Regions from separate parts of the Homo sapiens genome. Here region 1 is linked to region 2. Evidence: chromatin loops called from intact Hi-C (ENCODE). Cell type or tissue: heart right ventricle. All regions are shown on one strand. Links, peaks and the distances in the headings refer to the core of each region. The heading gives the core; the rest is flanking DNA.

The links. Hi-C counts contacts between places; a loop is a spot of excess contacts. Peaks named below come from ENCODE experiments on the same cell type or tissue, not always from the same donor. Only the 100,000 strongest peaks of a DNase experiment are listed, where the experiment ranks them.
Region 1: it touches region 2 in a loop (21-fold over the local background); 4 of 110 quality-filtered maps call a loop at or near these places.

Annotation. Positions count from the first base shown.
Region 1 is chr6:110,189,892-110,192,812 of GRCh38, forward strand. All of the region lies in intron 1 of CDC40 (cell division cycle 40), which reads left to right. Among named protein-coding and RNA genes, the nearest start is that of CDC40, 11 kb to the left of the region's middle. In heart right ventricle, for the core only: no CTCF peak of the experiment used is centred there; no DNase peak of the experiment used is centred there.
Region 2 is chr6:110,362,158-110,365,078 of GRCh38, forward strand. No RefSeq gene overlaps it. Among named protein-coding and RNA genes, the nearest start is that of METTL24, 5.3 kb to the left of the region's middle. In heart right ventricle, for the core only: no CTCF peak of the experiment used is centred there; no DNase peak of the experiment used is centred there; H3K27ac peaks cover 773 bases; H3K27me3 peaks cover 1,276 bases.

The DNA.
Region 1 (2,921 bases), core at 182-2,681, 170 kb before region 2:
CTGGCTTTCCATAGTCCTTACTAACAGTCACTCTCACAAAGGTTTTTTGTGACATAATTGCCAAATCCAATGATTGTTGGTCAGCCTTATCCTACTTAATTTCTCTACAGATTTGGCTTTTCTGTCTTCAATTTAATTTAACAAATATTTATTGAATATGTGCTGAATGCCCTGCGTTCTACTGGGCAGTGAGGATATATGATGTACATAAAAGCCATGTGCAACAAATAATATATCACAAGTACTATCAAATAGAGTACAGCATTTTTTTAGGACCACAAACAAAAACCCAACAGTTTTCCTGAGGCAGGAGGAGGGAAGGTATCAGGAAAAATAAGAAGGCGGCATAAAATAATAAAGGCATTGCCTAAGGTACAAGGCGGTAACATTGCCTACAGCACAGAAAGCATCAAAGTGCTTGCTATTTTTAAAAATCAGCAATTAGTCTAATATGACAAAAGTGAGGGTGTATTAAAGCAGATAAGGAAGTATTACAATAGGCCAGGCAAGATATAATGAAGCCCTAACTAGGCCATTGTAGCTGGGATGCAAAGAGAGGAGGGTAGAAGTGAGATTACTAGAGAAGTATTCAGAGGTAGAATCAGCAAGACTATGCCTGATTTATTAGTGAAGATGGAGTCATGGGGGAATGGTAAGTTCTGTTTTGGACACAGCATAGTGTTTGATGCTGTGGGACATTCATATAATGAAATTTAGTAAGCAGTTGGATATGTGGATCCAACTGCCACGTTGGTGGTCACATAGTTGAGAACACCTGGGGTGGCCTGGTTGTAGTAGGACACCTGCAGGGTGGGAAGCCAAGCTCAGGGGGACCGAGCTAGGGGAGGGTCCTGGGAAGGGGTGGGAGCCCAGTGGGCACGAGGCTGGTGGTGAGTCAGCCTTGCTGGCCTTCTGGGAGGGCAGAATATTCAACTAAGACCCCAACTCCCCAGGGTCTTAGATTACACAGTTGCCCGGCATGACCTCCTCCAGCTGATCTCCCCCAACCCTTCCTCGGGCGCTGACAACCCTGGCTTCCCATACCACACACCACATTGTCATCGTTAGGTGTGATTAAGGCTGCAGATAAAAATAGGGGGTGGTAATTGAAGTCATGAAAAGGATAAGATAGGGTAAAGATATGGGCAGTTTAGAGAGGAGAGAAGCTCAAGGGACCTGATAGGCTCTGAATCTTTAAGAAGTAGAGAAACTAAGTTGCCTGTTTTGATACAGGGGCCATGGTAAAGTCTTTCTAGAGTGGTCAAATTTTGGAACAGTGAATGTGGGCTTATGGTATGGTATTATTTTTCTTGTTGGTTTTTTAGTCTTTGGTCATCAGTTGGTCTAACTCTACCAGATCTTCACTTGTCTGTGGCATTGCTGCTTCTCCAACATCAATATCAGCTTCATGAAATCCCACCTATTTTGCAGAATGTCTGATGTTACTTTGCATTATCTTTGCATTGTGTTAGGGGATATATCCTGCCATGAACAAGAGGCCAGCAGATTAAAGATGGTGATATGATAGGGATAGTTCAAGGGTTTGGTTATACATTTGTGTGTGCAAAATCCGCCTTGTGTAGTTTACATTTTAGTGGAGAGAGAGAGAGATAATATATATATCCACTGAGGATAAATGTAATGGAGGAAAATAAAGCAAGATAAGGGGGAAGCAGAAAAACTGAGCAGAGACTTAAAAAGAGAGATAACAATCATGTGGATATCCACAGGAAAAACATTTCATTCCAAAAGGAAATAACGGTAAGTATAGAGACCCCAAGGCAGGATTGTTCCTTGGCCTATTCTAGGAATAGCAAATGAGTCAGTGAGGCTGGGGTAAAGTGAGCACAGGCATAGTGCTAGATGAAGACAGAAGTTGGTAGGGGCAGGGGGCTGATGATGGAGGGGAAATTCTCAACCAGTTAGACTCAACTCCGTCATTTTATGACAGCAATGTTATAATACTGACTTTATTGAAATATAATTTGTAGATGATATATAATTTCTTTACAATTTTTAAAATAGAACATGAGTGCACTATTTAAAGGAAAGGTACTTACAATCAAATATGTTTTTAATAGTGAATGTTCAGACAGACAATACAGGAAAACAAAAATGCCCTGTAAAACTACTCTAGGGAACCTGCCTACTTCCTGAGAACCAGTGGTTGTCAGGCCTTTGTTAGGCTTTTACTCTGACTGGGGAGGTTACTGGGGGGTTTAGAGCATAGGAGTAGCATAACCTGACTAATATTTTGAAAGAATCATACTATCTCCTGTGGGAAGTGAGGCTGTAGGTGGTCAGGGACAGAAATCAGGGAGACCAGGTAAGAAGCTACTCCAAAAACCCAGATACAAGATGTTAAGTTGAACCACTGCAATAGAGGACTTCAGAAGTGGTTGAATTCTGGATTTATGTAGAAGGTAGAAGACTTGATGATGGATTGGATACAAACTATAAAATAAAGAGGAATCAAGGAAAACTCCAGATTTTTGCCTGAGCAACTGTAAGGGTGGAATTGTGATTAACTAAGAGAAGGCTGGAAGGATTCATTGTGGGAGGGGAGGCCACGAGCTCCCTTTTGGATATATTAAGTTTGAGATGTCTGTTAGATATCCTGGGAGAAGAGATGTCAGGTTGAAGGTTGGATATACAAGTCTCTAGAAATCAGGGGAGGTCCAGGCTAAAGATACCAATTTGAGAATTATCGTATTTGTAAGTGGTGGAGTTATACAAAAGTTATACTACCAGTGATTCTTCAGTGGAGATGAGATGTTTATTTTCAGTAATCTGGGGAATGAATTTAAGATGTTTGAAATATTAACTGAGATTATAAGACTTTAGATTTAGAAGATTCAGGCCCTGTCACTTCCTTTTGTTTCCTCTCCAGTACCCAACCAAGTGCAATTTGGTTGCATATC
Region 2 (2,921 bases), core at 178-2,677:
ATCATTGTTGTAGCTAGATGATGGGTTCACAGCTCTTTATTTTTGAGCATGTACGAAATTTTCCATATGGAAAATGTCCTTAAACAGTAACCTGTTAACTACAACATGTACCATATTAACCATTCTTCCATTGTCGAACAGTTGGATAATTACCAGTTTTTCATTTTTATAAACAATGCTGTGATGGACATCTTTGTAGCTAAATCTGATGGAGCAGATATGCAGTGTGAGAGAAAGAAAGAAGTCAAGAATGATTCCGAGGTTTTTTCCTGAGTAACTGGAAGAATTAAGTTGCTGTTAACTGAGAAGGGAAAGACTCAACTAAGAGCAATTAGAGTAGAAAATCCAGTAAGATTTTGGTAGTCCCGTTAAGTTTGGGAAACCTATTGGACATACAAATGGAGATGTGGCATAGGCAGTTGGATCTAAAAGACTGAAATTCAGGGGAGTGGTGAGGGCTGGAAATAGAAAACTGGATCGTCAGCATACAGGTGTGAAATATCTGAAGGCTTAGTTCTGGGGTTCACCAGTTTAAAGTCAGGAAGATGAGCATCCAACAAAGGCTACTGAGATAGGTAAGCAGTAAGGTAAGAGAATGTGGTGTTCCAGAAACCAAATGAAGAGAGTATTTCTAGAAGGAACACACTGAGAGGTCTAATAAGATGTGGACTGGAAACTGACTCTGAGATTTGGTAACATAATGCCTTGTTTATGATGTCTTCCCCAACTAGAATGTAAGCTCCACGAGGTCAGGGACTTTGTTTCCATTGATTATTGCTATAATCCTGGTGCCTAGAACAGTATCTGGCATGTAGTATATGCTCAATAAATAGTTGTTGAATTAAAGAGTGAGGAATGAATCAAGTCTGTGTGCATTCATAGTTATTTTGTCACATTAAATTCTTAAGAGTAGAATGCTACATGAAGGCAAAATCATAAGTCTTTCAGTGTGAAGTTCTATCATTAATTTTTAAGTCCACCAAAAAAGGCTGTTTTAATCCCATTTAAAGCCATCAAATATTCCTTTGTTATTGTTGGGAAACCTCAAAGGATAGCCTTAAGCCAGCGCCTAACAGAAGGATGAACTAAGCACAGTTTATTTTTAGTTTCCTCCTATTCTCCTGTTGCTACACTTGAACCCATTCTTCAACTCCCCTCAAATGCCAATCCCAAGCCACATCCCAGGTAGGATTTGTGTTCACTGGGCTGTCAATTAGTTTTCTCCTCTCCACCCTAAAGGTGTAGCTAAATGTTAAGATACTAGCTCAGGCCGAGCAAGGTGGTTCAGGTCTGTAATCCCAGTACTTTGGGAGGCTGAGGTGAGTGGATTATCTGAGCTCAGGAGTTCGAGACCGCCCTGGGCAACATGGTGAAATCCCATCTCTACCAAAAATACCAAAAAATTAGCCAGGCATGGTGCTGTGTTCCCATGGTCCCAGCTACTCGAAAGGCTGACTAAGATAGGAGGATTGCTTGAGCCTGGGAGGTTGAGGCTGCAGTGAGTCGAGATCATGCCACTGCACTCCAGCCTGGGTGATGATGGAGTCAGACCCTGTCTCAAATAAATAAATAAATAAATAAATAAATAAGAAAGATACTAGCTCACCATGACTTAGGACCCTAACAGAAACATCTGTGTTCAAGAAAGAACCCACCACAATGAAAGCTTTCGAGACCTAGAACAAAGTTATAATAGAATGACAGACACTGGAACTGCTATTTGAGGCTGGGAGCCCTGCCTAAAATCACACCACTGCCTATTCCACAACCAAATAAGGCTGGCTCTGGGCTGGTCTTATGGAAAATGCCTGGGGAATGTCTTAATGCCCAGGCCTGGCAGGGAAAGAGAGCACAAGGCTTCCCTGCCTCTTTTTAGTTCCCCCTTACACCCGTGTTCTCCCATTCTTACTCTAACATTTGTGGACTTGTTTTATCCTTCCTCTACCGGGGATGTTTCTCAGGCATTGGGATGGGGGTCTTAATCACTTCTGCACCACCAGCAATGCCTTGTATGGGGCAGGCCTTAATCATGTCTCTGGAATTGTTAACAGACAACAGACATCGCACCCCAATTCTGCTGGAGTCAGACTCAAGATACCACAGTTCTTGTTGCTAATCCATCCTAACCTAAAAAGAATCATAGTCAAACCCATATTGGCTGGCTCACAAATAATAATACCTCCAACCTGGTACCTTTTTGTTTCCCTGAAGGAACTTGGAAAGAATCAGGGAATGCATCACATAAGCCACTGGGGGACAAAGAACTAAGGTCAAAGATGTGGATGTGGGGAGAACAGTGCATGGACAGGGTGGACACTGCAGTGGTGGCTCTGAGGGAACCCTAGGCTTTGGAGCCCTTGGGCAGGAAGTTCTGATGAAAGACGCAACATACACAGACAGACACACACACCCACTTCCTTGGATGTGTTCGGAAAACACATCTGAGGCATTGTTAGAGAGGTTTATTTACAAACATTAGCTCCCACAATGAGGCATTCCTGGATTCTATGACAATGAAAGGGCTTAGGTTAGGAATGATCAAAACATCTTTTTCATAGGACCACCTACACAGTGTGGACCCTCCTGCACCTTCCACTCATCTCAGCATTATAACACATGCCAGAAATAATCTCCCAGCTACAGATCACTTTGAAGTCAAAAACATTCCTGGTTAAAACTTTCCCAAAGTCAAGGGCTTTTAAAAAAACCTTTTAAGGTCAGAAACGATTACCAGGCAACTGACAGGATAAAGTGAGGCACAGCATGCTTAAAGGCAAAAATCTCAGGGCTGTGTCATTTCAACTTAGCTTGTGAATGTACTAAAAATCCTGAGGTCAAAAGCCATTTTTCTTTCTCATCGCATTACTGCTTTTGCCCTGGGGAAAGTCTAAGAACTATATTATTTTCAGATCATAATACGG